2 separate regions of the Homo sapiens genome follow, and region 1 is linked to region 2. A link is a loop called in an ENCODE intact Hi-C map of the cell type or tissue named here. Cell type or tissue: IMR-90. All regions are shown on one strand. Links, peaks and the distances in the headings refer to the core of each region. The heading gives the core; the rest is flanking DNA. Region 1 has its middle 150 kb from the start of LINC02889. Region 2 has its middle 25 kb from the start of SNX13.

The links. Peaks named below come from ENCODE experiments on the same cell type or tissue, not always from the same donor. Only the 100,000 strongest peaks of a DNase experiment are listed, where the experiment ranks them.
Region 1: it touches region 2 in a loop (2.5-fold over the local background); 4 of 110 quality-filtered maps call a loop at or near these places.

Annotation. Positions count from the first base shown.
Region 1 is chr7:17,703,044-17,709,547 of GRCh38, reverse strand. No RefSeq gene overlaps it. Among named protein-coding and RNA genes, the nearest start is that of LINC02889, 150 kb to the right of the region's middle. RefSeq lists an enhancer at 2,494-2,543. In IMR-90, for the core only: a CTCF peak has its summit at 2,607 (motif pointing left); a DNase peak (open chromatin) is centred at 2,607.
Region 2 is chr7:17,962,737-17,969,240 of GRCh38, reverse strand. It overlaps the pseudogene MRM3P2. Among named protein-coding and RNA genes, the nearest start is that of SNX13, 25 kb to the right of the region's middle. In IMR-90, for the core only: no CTCF peak of the experiment used is centred there; a DNase peak (open chromatin) is centred at 3,450.

The DNA.
Region 1 (6,504 bases), core at 1,459-3,958, 260 kb after region 2:
CTTATAATTTATGTACTTTATGTATCTTATACTTGAAGAAAAATATACTTTAAAAATCCAGTTGGAATAGAGACTAAGAGAGGGATTCTGTCTTGCTGTAGACTAATTTCTTTTCAACTCTTACTTGATTCTACATTGTCTTCTGATTTGCTTCTGTGCTTCCTTCACTACCAGGTCAACAACCTCTTTCACTGGGGAAGACTCGAGGTCTGGTTTGCAGTAACTAGAGATGTTGAAATACAAACAAGACCTTTTAGTTTTCATTAGGAAGGCATTATTGGCTAGATTTCACCTGCCCTGGCTGTTTGTGTTGATCACTGTTACTTTGCAAAGCTATAAACAAGGGAACTGTAAGAAGAGGGGCTTTCCCAATGCCAGGGCACTCAGTGAAGGACATCTGCAAAATTGCTGGTTCAAAATTCTGGTGGGTGAAAATTTTATAAATCTCAGCCTTCAGACAAAAAAAAAAAAAAAAGATACCTCTTGATTGGGCATCTTCCAGAAATCCTTTCTGCTGTGGTTGTTTTCTAGTCTATCACTAACAAATGTCCTCCTGACAAGAGAGCTGAAATTCGAGACTGTCTGCTTGCTGCCGCACTGGGATTTTTGCTGTTTAATTTTTTCATGGCTACTTGTCTCTAGGTGTTGCCTACTTAATAAAAACTTCAGTGGATTAAATTTTTTAAAGTAACTATTACAGAGTAGTCATATAAAAATACTAAAAAAAGACGCCACCAAACAAAATTACATTTATAAGGAACACACACAAATACACACATTAATACTTTTGTAAAAATCCCCAAGCATTTGTTAGCTTTGCTTCCAAAACCTTTAAATTTTGATGAAGTCCACTTTATGTATTTTTCCCTCTTGTTGCTTGTGATTTGGGTGTCATTTAAAAAATAAATTGCCTAATTCAAAGTCACAAACATTTACACCTATATTTTCTTGTAAGAGTTTTGGAGTTTTACCTCTTAAATTTGGGTTTTACATTTTGATTCATTTTGAGTTAATTTTTGTATATGATGTGAAGTAAAGATCCAAATGCATTCATTTGCTTGTGAATATCATCTCAGCACCATTAACATTCTTATTCCTTGTCTTAGCATCCTTGTCAAGAATCAACTGACCATAAATGTGTGAATTTATTTCTGGACTTTCACTTCTATTCTATTGGTCTATACGTCTACACTTATACCAGTACCACATAGTATTAATTACTATAGCTTTGGAGTACATTTTAAAATCAGGAAGTGCAAAATCTCCAACTTGGTTCTTCTTTATCAAGATTGTTTTGGCTATTCTGTGTTTTTTGCATTTCCATATAAATCTTAGAATTAGGTTGTCAATATCCAAAAAAAAAAGCCAGCTAAGATTTTGATAGGAACTGTGTTGAATCTGTAAATCAATTTAAGTATTACCATCTTAACAAATTTGGAAGATCTTAGCAGTATCTTCCAATCCATAAATTTGAGATATTTTCCTATAATAAATAGGTCTTCTTCAGTTTCTTTCATTGGTGTTTTGTAGTTTTCAGTGTGTAAGCCTATATAGTTCCTTTGTTAAATACTAAGAATTTTTTGATGCTATTGTAAATGGAGTTGTTTTCTTAATTTAATATTTGGATTGTTCATTGCTTGTGAGCACATTTTATTTTGTCCAAGAATGAACTTTCAATTTGATTGAAATAGTCCTTAGGAAGTCACTCTCAAATATGGCTTAACAGAAAAGATGCCTTTTATGGCATGAAGAATTTAGTGGGAACAGTAACCCCTCGTAGATAATTTTTTTGTAACTCCTCAAAACTTGAACTTACACTTCTAAAATTGAGTTTAATCTCTTTAGAGGAGGTAGAGTATGCATATACATCTTTGTAGTGTTATCAATGAGACAATCGTGCTAGTACAAATTAAGAGAGGTACACAAAGCATTCATTTCCAGATCATTTTGGAAAATATCTTATTTTTCAGATTAGTCATTGTAACTCCTAAATTTGATTAGTAACTTTCATGTTATCCAGATAGACTGTTATAAGGTATAAGTTGCTTCCAGGCTGGGTGCAGTGCCTCATGCCTGTGATCCCAGCATGTTGAGAGGCCAAGGCGGGAGGATTGCTTGATGCCAGAAATTTGAGACCAGCTTGAGCAACATAGCAAGACCCCATCTCTATATAATAAATTAAATTTTAAAAATTGCTTCCATAAAATACATCTCGGCTATACCCTGAAGATACTTTCATGTCCCAGGGGTATTGTGTACTAAGCATTACGTGTGTCTGGTGAATTTCACAGTTTTCAAATGTTCCTATAAAGTGCAAAATGCATTCGATCAGCAAAAGGATTTTGTTAACCCAACTTCATCTTGTCACTAACCAACATCATTTGTCATCATTTCCAGGGTTGAAACGAAATTTTTGTCTATTTTTTAAGCCAGGATTACTCTATCTTCTGAGAAGACAAAAAGTACCTTTTGCTAAGATTTCCCTATACTGTGGTCGTGTACCAAACAAAATTCTTTAGCTTTACCTGTGTGGAGCTAGAACAATTGGGTAGCCAGCCAGCCTTCTTCTCCTTGCCCACTTGAAGGCTGCAACTGTTAAACAGCACTGCCCTCTTGTGAGCAAACTCCAAAAGGACCAGCTTGAAAAAGTCCCCTCAATTTAAGTGCTGCCTGTCTGTAATAAAAACTGCACTCCAGTCGAAACCTAAATTTTGTGAACCACCAGTTTCTACCACAGGTTCACAGAACCTTCTAGAGATACTCAATTTTCATCCTAAAAGAACAAGAACATTCCCGGCATTCTAATAATCACAATCTTCTCTCTCTTCCTCTATCCCCAGCAATTTAATATTTTTTAGGTTTCTAAAATCTCAATGTGTTTCACAAACTGGTGTAGTTAAACAACTTCAACTATGTTTTTTCCCTCAGTAATGAATGCTTCATGACAGTAGGAAATTGACCGTAAAGAAGAAGGCAGGAAAATCGATGTAGATTGTCAGTTTGTTTCAGAGATACTGCCCCTCATTTTTGTGGATGAGAAACCAGAGGTCCAGAGAAGTTCAGAAATTAGCAAAGCACCTGGTTCAGAGTCCTTGTCTCTTGCATCTCAGTGCAGCCTGTTATTGCTACAGAATGTGACAGGATGTAATTTCTTAAAGGCAGAAGCTGCTTCCATAACGTTTCTATCTTCCTGACAGACTGGCATTGTGAGCAACATTGAATATGAAGGGCTTTCTCACTCATCATTTTTTCGTGTTAAACTATAGGTTTTGATTTATTAGTTATATAAATAGTGTTTGCATTTAATGAAACTATAACATCAATACAAAGTATTGCCAATAGGAATTATTGCTGTCCAAGCAGGACTCTCCTTAATACATAAATAATGCTATCAATACTTCAATACTTCTAACAACTCATGTCTGTTGTCCCATTCCTCGGGCTCCTTTTTCCATTCAGCAAATGTTTATTAGATGTTCCATGTGTCAGGTAATATATTACTACAAGGCCCTGTGGACTTTTCTTATTCACATGCCTCTCATTCATTTTCATCTACATCTTATCAGGTTGGAACACAAGATGCTTAGTTATCCACAGCACATTGTTTAGTGCAGCAGGCTGTACTTGTAAACTGCAAATCAGCAGAAGCAATGTTGGATGAGTGCTTTTTCTCCTTTCATTCAACACACGTTTTGAACTGTGACATTTCCCAGCTTTAAGATATTTTATAGATTTAAATTGTGCTCCAAATAAAAGAGTTGAGTGTGTTAGCTGCAAAATAGACAGGTCTTAAGCAGAAACGGATACTTAGTTTATTGTGACCTTTTTCCTATTTCAATGAACTGGCTGCCGGAGAGAAATGGGTACCTATGAGAGGCAATAGCACCGTGAGGTTTGAAGCCAGGTGGATGGGTCATTCCAGTTCTGCTTCTTTTCAGCTGTATGAGCTTGGGCATAATTAACTTTTTGTTTTTAGCTTCATAGGTTGTTATGAGGATGAAGTGAAATTTTACGCACACACACACAAATTAGCACACCGTAAGTGCTCAATAAGTATTCACTCTTATTACATGCTCTACCTTGTGTTTTCTTTCATTTACTTTTAGTAAAGTATACTATTTCTTATCATTTATTGTATTTTATTTTTATTTTTGGCAGCTTTATTGAGGTATAATTAACAAATAAAATTGTATATATTTACCGTATACAATGTGATGTTTTGATACAGGTACACATTGTGGAATGATTACCACAATCAAGCTAATTAACATATCCATCACCTCACATAGTTATCTTTGTGGTGAGAACACTTAACGTCTATTCTCTTAGCAAATAGCAAATATATAATACATTATTATTAAGTATAGTCACCATACTGTACACTAGGTCTCTGCAGGAATTATTCAACTTATAACGGAAAGTTTGTACCCTTTAACCAACATCTTCCGATTTTCCCCAGCCCTCCATCCCTGCCAACCACCACTCTACTTCTGTTTCTATGAGTTTGACTTTTTAACATTTCACCTGTAAATGAGATCATGCAGTATTTGTCCTTGTGTACCCGGCTTATTTCATTTAGCATAACATCCTCCAGGTTCATCCGTGTTGTCTCAAATGACAGAATTTCCTTCTTATTTAAGTCTAATAATAATATTCCATTGTACGTGTGTGTGTGTGTGTGTGTGTATGTGTTTATACATGCCATATTTTCTTTATCCGTTCATCTAGCAATGGACACATAGGTTGATGTCATATTTTGACTACTGTGAATAATGCTGCAATGAACATGGGAATGCAGATATCTTTTGGAAAGAGCAATTTTATTTCCTTTGATATGCACCCAGAAGTGGGATTGCTGGATCATATGGTAGTTTTAATTTTAATTTTTTGAGGACCCTCCATACTGTTTTCCATAGTGGTTGTATCAACTCTCATTTTCTCATTCCCACAAATAATGTCTAAGGGTTTCCATTTTTCTACATCCTTGCCAACATTGTCTTTTAATTTTTTTTTTTTTGTCACCCAGGCTAAAGTGCAGTGGTACAAACATAGCTCACTGTAGCGTTGAACTCCTGGGTTCAGCCTCCTGAGTAGCTGAGACTACAGACATATGCCACATGCCACCGTGCCTGGCTAATATATATATATATTTTTTCCATGGAGACGGGGTCTTACTATGTTGATCAAGCTGGTCTTGAACTCTGGCCTCAAGTGACCCTCCTGCCTTGGCCTCCCAGAAGTGCTGGGATTACAGTTGCGAACCACTGAGCTGGACCTTATCTTTTGAATTTTTGACAATACCTGTCCTAACAGGTATGTGGTAATATTTCATTGTAGTTTTGATTTGCATTTCCCTATTGATTAGAAATATTGAGTACCTTTTCATATACCTATTGGCCATTTGTATGCCTCCTTTGGAAAAATGTCTATTTATGTCCTTTGCCCATTTTCAATCAGGTTATTATTGCTATTTCTTATATATTTTGGATATTAACCCTTTATTAGATATATGGTCTGTAAATATTTTCTTCCATTCTGTAGGTTGCCTTTTCTTTTTGTTGATTGTTTCCTTTTCTGTGCAGAAACATTTTAGTTTGATGTAGTTTGTTTTTGTTGCCTGTGCTTTTGGTATTACATCCAAAAAATAATTTCCAATGGCTTTGGCTTTTCTAATTCAGTAAGTGTAAAAAACAAATAATAATAATAATAATAATAATAATAATAATAACTAAGACAAATGTCATAGAGTTTTTCTCCTGTGTTTTTCTTTAGGAGTGTTACAGTTTCAGGTTTTATGTTTAAATATTCAGGTATTTTTCAGTTGATTTATGTGTGTGGTGTAAGACAATCATCTAGTTTCATTTTATTTGCATATGGATATTGTTTCCCCAGCATCATTTATAGAAGAGATTGTCCTTTTCCTATTGTGTGTTCTTGGCACCTTTCTCAAAGACTAGGTGACTGTAGATACATGGATTTATTATTAGTTCTCTATTCTGTTCCATTTATGAATGTGTCTGTTTTTATCCTGGTACCGTACTGTTTTGATTACTACAGCTTTGTAATACAGAACGATGCCTCTAGATTTTTTCTTCTTGTTCAAGATTGCTTTATCTATCAAGGTCTATTTTGGTTCTATATAAATTTTTGTATTTTTCTATTTTTGTGAAAAATGCCATTTGAATTTTGATAGAGATTGTGTTCAATCTGTAGATTGCTTTGTGTAATATAGGCATTTTTAGACTATTGATTCTTCTAATTCGTGAATATAGGATATCCTTCCACTTATTTGTGTCTTCTTTAATTTCCTTCATCAATATTTTATAGTTTTCAGTGTAGATTTTTACCTCCTGGGTTAAGTTTACTCCTAAGTATCTTTTGTTGTGCTATTGTAAATGGGAGAATTTCTTTTTCAGGTAGTTCGTGTTATTGATAGAAACACTACTGTTTTTTTGTAAGCTGAGTTTGTGAACTCAACTTTACTGAATTCCTTTATCAGTTCTA
Region 2 (6,504 bases), core at 2,017-4,516:
AACACTTACACCTTATTTGCTCAGTCAGCTTGCCAACACATACCTCTGCATCTCCTCTGTTTCTTCTGTCACTTTCATGAAGCCATTTTTGTCTATTTTAGAGGATTTCTATCCTCATTGCCTTTGTGATTTTCATCTCCATGCCCAGTCCTAACAGTGTCTTACCATTTATGTTGAAATACCTTGCAACATGACTTGAGCATTCCCCGTGTGAAAAGGATTCTTCTGCATGCTTTGCAGTTTGTATTACTTTTTCCTTTAAAAAAGCTCCATGAGAGTAGCATTCTTATTGTGCTCATTTTACAGATAAGGAAAGCTATGCAGGAGTTCAAGTAACTTGTCCAAAAGAAAAGTCAGTAAGTGATAAAGCTGGAATTTGAAACTCAAAAAGTTTAGAATCCAGAGTCCATAGATTTCGTTACTAGGCTATACTGCTTTAGCTTTTCTTCCTAACTGCTTTTACCCAATGCTAGCCATGAACCTCAAAAGACATGAGAAAACATAGATTTAGGCTGATTAAAGAAGGGTTTAGGAAGTCATCTCACCTTTTGCAGTGAAAAAACACAACGGATCCAGGCAGCACTCTTATATAATAATAATTTTTTAAAAATGGTAGAAAGGATTTGGAACCAGGCTCCTGGAATTTGATTCCAGGCTTTACCACCTGTGTAACTTTGTGTGGTTATTGATCTCTTAATTTCCCTTTGTGTGAAATGGAAATTATATCTGCCTTTAGCCAATATTATGATTCTAATCCAAAGTTGTGACTCTTTTTTTCTTTTTCCTTCTTTTGTACTCCCAATTATGCCTCTTCCAACCTAATACTGTCTTTTTGTTGGCTGTTGTTTGAACTGATAAAGATCCTAAGCCCCAGGTACAATCCTTTCCTCCTCTAATCTCTCCTTACGGTTCATTCTGGTAAATTTTGACTCTTGCTAAAGACTGCTAAATGTCAGGCTAATTTTCCTGATAGAACTCGCTGGAATAAATGATCTAACCCTTAGAGAACAAAAGATATTTTCTACATGAAATAGGTGATAAGTGCGAAAACTGCATGTTAATGTAGGGCGACGAGATAAATTTTCATAGCCCTCATAAAACCATATCAATGAAACATCTGTTCAGTCTATATAATGGGAATATGTTCTGCCATCTATCAATCAGCGTATCAACTAGCATATGGACTATTTATATATGTATATATATATATATGATATAGGTTATAGAGTTTGGGAGGTATTAGATGATAATCATGCAAACTGAATGCTTAGCACGCTGCTGGGCACATAGTAAGTGGTCAATAAATATTAGCTATTGTTTGCATTGCTGTTCTATAAGTGAATCTATATTTAATTATTAAATGTCTGACTAATATTCCATGCAAATAAAAATAATTAGACATGCCCACTAGAGAAGCAGACACAATTCTGCTTTCATAATTGTATCTTTTCAGATTGATCTAATCGATTATACTGCTCACACACTGCTAGTTATAATTCACTTGAATTTTGATTGACATTAGCTTTTCTTTAATGCTGTAGTCTGAATGGGGGCCTCAGAAAAAAGTCTATGAAGGGAAACATTAAGCAATACTAATATTGTTTGTTCAGTATGTAGATCACAGATGATTTCCATACTTCAATACATTTGAGAACACTAAAAATACGCTACAGGAAGGTGCATATTATTGGTATTTAAAAAACAGAAAATATGGGGGATTATTTTAGTGTGTATTATTGCTCAATGTCATATACCAGCATGGGCAAAGAAGAAAGCCAGGGACTGGTCTGGTAAGTGAAATGAAACTATGGCAGGCTTTCTAGTTTTGTCTCAATTCTAGAGACAAATTAGGGACAATAGTAAGACAGTGACATTAATAATTATAATTCCTAATAAGGAAGTGGCATTAAATGTGGGCAGAAGTTTCAGAAACAGTGGTGCACAAAAAAGTCATATCCACAATTGTTCCTGAGAAAAATCAGAAATTTCCCACAATCTTGAGGGAAGCTAAATTGGGAAACAGACGGGTCAACTGAGTAATGTCAATAAAAGTGGTCAGGGAAAAGCTGAATTCAGATGAACTTTTCTATACAGTTTGCCTTCTAAGATAACGGCTTTTATTAATCTGGTCATATAAGCAGAAATTTTACCACGAGTATAGAAATACCTTAAAGGTACTGTTCTTCCCGTGAGCCCTAAAGGAAAATTGTGGATGTTTTAAAAAGACACAGAGAAACAGAGTTTCTCAGAGCCACACAAGTACTCAGGAATATCATGAGTACCGTGGAATATAATGAGTGGCCCTGGGCACATTGCTAAACTCTCTGTGCCTGCATTTCCTTGTCTGCAAGACAGAGATAATAATAAACCTATCTAGGTTTTTTACTATCTAGAGATAAAGTTGCCTAGATAATTTCCAAAGATTATACATGGAAAAACACATAGAACCATTCTAGAACATATTATTTTGCTCATTAGATGTTAGTTATCATGATCATCTGTATTTAAATTTAAAAGGGTAAAATGGGTCATCTGAGTACTTTTTCCCTGGAAGCCCCTTCCAGTGATGGTAACTTTTTTCTCTTTCTTGAGACAGGGTCTCACTTTGTCACCCGGGCTGGAGTGCAGTGGCAGGATCTCGGCTCACTGCAGCCTCGACCTCCTGGGCTCAAGTGATCCTCCCACCTCAGTCCCCCAAGTAACCTGAACTAAAGGCATGCGCCACCACACTCAGCTAATTTTTTTAATTTTTTGTTGAAATGGGGTTTTGCTTGTCCAGGTTGGTCTCGAACTCCTGAGCTTAAGCGATCTGCCCACCTTGACCTTCCAAAGTGCTAGCATAGCAGGCGTGAGCCCACGTCCGGCCCAGGGGTGGTAACTTTAAAAATTTTCCTATTCTTGTCATGGAATAATCATACCTTTACCATTTTTTTTTTATCCTGAGATCATTAAAGACGTATCAGTAGAAATTGCTCTAATACTAGTGGAAAGGAATCAATAATTATTTTCTTCTTTAGATTTATTCCAGTCTAAAGATTTAAACCTACATTTTCTTCTGTTAGCACAGCTCCTAAGGAAATTGTACTAGTACTTTATGTTTGAGAAGGCCTTGATATTTTCAAAGCAACTTTGAAGAGTAATTAAACAACATCTCTATGAAGCAGGTCAGTACTTTCATCTTTCAGAATAGGTAAACAGGACACAGAGAAGTAAAATAATAATTTGCTTTAGGTCATGAACTAGCTCATCATTTGAAATTACTTCCTGTCAATTAACTAGTCTGTGGTTCAATCTGACAGGCCAAGCTACAACAAATAAAATATCAAAATACTACTTTGTATATTGTTATATATTAGTGAGTCATCAGTGTATCCTGTCCTTCACAAATCAGAACTTTGCATCTCATGTTCTGGCTGCTTCTGTTGACCTTCCTTTCCCAGCCCCTTTATTTTTCTAGCTAATTTTAACTCATGCTTTATAATGTGACTCATGTGGAATCTCTAAGGAGACTTGCCTGGCCTTGCTGTCTCTTTTAGAGTCTCCTACTCATTGTTCACAAAGCATTCTGGGTCCCACCACATATCTCTATCATGGCACTAACTAGACTCTATTATGATAAGGGGCTTTCTGAGGAAAAGGAACATTTCTTTTTTGTCTTTATATTCTCTAGCATAATATCTAGCACATGATATTTGCTCAGCAAATATTTTTGAATGAAAAATGCATATATGGGATATGTATTAGTCAGGATAGGAGAGGATGTGCTATAATAACAAACACATACTAAGTTTATTCCTCACTTAATAGAAATGTCTAACATAGGTCAGAAGAAGGCTCTGCCTCCATAACTCAAAGATGCAATCTGACCAGACTCTACCACCTTATGGTGCTGCATTTTCTAAAGCAGATAGACTTCTAGATTGACACAAGGAAGGAGAAAAAATTGCTGGAGGAGTGCACACGGAAAGTGAAATTCACTGTGACAATAATTTCCATTCAAAAATCATTGGCCAGAGAACTACTCACTTGAGACCTGAAACAGATAATGTCTGTCATTGGCTTAAATCCCTGATTGGCATGTGTTCAATGGCCAGCACCTGTGACTCTTCTTCAATAGCTTCCATTTGGGTTACTGGAGCCCCTTTGCATCAAGAGCCAGAAATGCCTGGTGCATACTTTGAAGTGGCTGTTGATTTTTTTTTTTTTTTTGAGACAAGGTGTTACTGTGTCGCCCAGGCTGAGTGCAGTGGTGTGTTCACAGCTCACTGCAGCTTTGACTTCCCAGGCTCAAGTGATTTCAGCCTCCCAAGGAGCTGGGACTACAGGTGAGAACCATTATGCTTGGCTAATTTTTTGTAGAGATGGACTCTCACTATGTTGCCCAAGCTGGTCTCGAACTTTTGGGCTCAAGTGATTTGACTGCCTCAGCCTCCCAAAGTGCTGGGATTATAGGCGTGAGCCACCGTGCCTGTCTGTGGCTGTTGATTAGAGACTGTTTTGTACAGGAATATTAGCTCAGCTCCCTTGCTTCAGGTTGGGATAACTCTGAGAAATTGTTTTCCCTCCAAAATTCTCTTGTAGGATCTTCCTAAAGCCTACCATGTGTGGGACTTTTGCCTTGCTTGGCTTTATTTCATTCTCTGTCTTGCTTCTATCACTTCCTTACAGTCTTCCTTGAGAATATTTCCTTAATATATCACTTGCATATACATTCTTGTCTTACAGATTGGATCTGGGAAACTTGACCTAAGACAATATCACCTAACTAAAAGGTGGACAGGGAAGTTTTATGCAATACGTTTCCAGAAAGAAAGAACAGATATAAGTGAGCGCTATAATGTCTGCCACAGCATAATAAAAGGCAATTTGGTGATTAAAGAAAGCTAGCTAATTCTAGCAATAGGGACTGGACACAGGAAAGGAAAGGCAGGATAGTGTGGGAAAAGCATCACTGAGAAGAGTGACTTCACTGCAGGTAAAAAACTGAGGAAACCAAGCTAGTAGTCCAAAATGCAAAGTTGAAAGAAGCCCTGGTCTTGGTCCTAACAGGAGTCATTATTTGAGAAGAACCAATTGTGCAGTAATTATTAGAGATGACAGGTAATGCAAGGGGTCCATGTCATATCAGGGTATAAATATGTACAAGGAAGTGTAAGTACCAGAGGAAGTCAATTTGATGGCATTCTGGTTCTGAGTTATTATTTTAAAGCAGGTCCTTAGTTAACGACTAATAGTATGGGGAATTCCGGAATAGGATGTGGCCTTTGGTAGGAAAATGGTAGTAAATTCTATGCAGGGCCTCTGGGTATTGGAGAAACAGACTAGAGGCTCTAATTTTGGTGGAGTACTAATAGAGAAAAAAATCCCAGTTGAATGAAGTGGGCAACACTGTGAGGGTAGAGGTAGGCTGCACTTGATGAGCACAGTTTTGCCCAAATCTCACAGATGGTCTGGGTGCTGGTCCTGTAGCTGCAAGATTCATCCCAGATGCCTCTGGCTGATTTTTCTTGCTCTGGTGAAGTCAGCCTTCCACTGGATAAAAATCCCTTTGGCAATAAGAGCTGCAAAGTAAAATATTTTCTCTTAATGCTTCTAGATTTTGAGTCATAGTTAGAAAGGATTTCCCTACATTCCTGTTTTATTTTATTTATTTTTTTGATCACACAAATAAAACTTTTCAATGTAATCTGCTGGTTCTACACTTTATTTTATTTACCATTGACCAATGATCACATGTGAGTGACTTGGCCATGACCTATAACCAGTGCTCGATGATTGCAAAACACCCACCAGCTGGTGGAGCAAATTCCTCCCTGCCCGAGATGATGCTTTCAGGAGCTTTCTGGGCACGAAATGCTTCTCAGTGGACAATTTTTAAAAACACACATACAGAGCCATGTGGATCCCCTATTTGTATTGTCACCAAGGAAAAGAATAAGATATAACCTCAAAATCAGTGAAGAGATGGGGGTTCTCAGGAAGGATTTTGACCTGTTATTTCTGAGGAATAGCAGAAATTTATGGAAATTCTGATTTTTCCTATAACCATATGATGGTATCATGCTTACCTGTTGCCTCCTGAACATGGAGGCCACAGTCACCAACTGAGAGGCCACAGTTTCCGACTCTGCCAGCCTCCTAACGATGTGCCAGCATAGGGGGAGCTGGAGATGTCCTCAGCAGAACTCACTTTTCTGTCCCCTCTCCGTGGTAACTCCTGTCCCTGCTCAAGTGTTCCGCCCTCACCCGCAGTTGTCTTTTCCCTTCAAAAAACAGGATGCGTGCAGCCATGGCTGAGTTGAGGCTGTCCACTCCAGGTGCAACAGGGATCAGCAGCCTCTTGCCCGCAGGGCTCTCGGCAAACTACAGAGATTCCAGGATCATGCCGTAGGTCACGCCACCAACCATTACAGCTGCTGGTGCCTCTGTCCAGTCCAAGTCATAACTCTGAACCTCAATAACAGGCAGCAAACCTTTACTGGCTCCAGTTTCTAGACCTTGCTT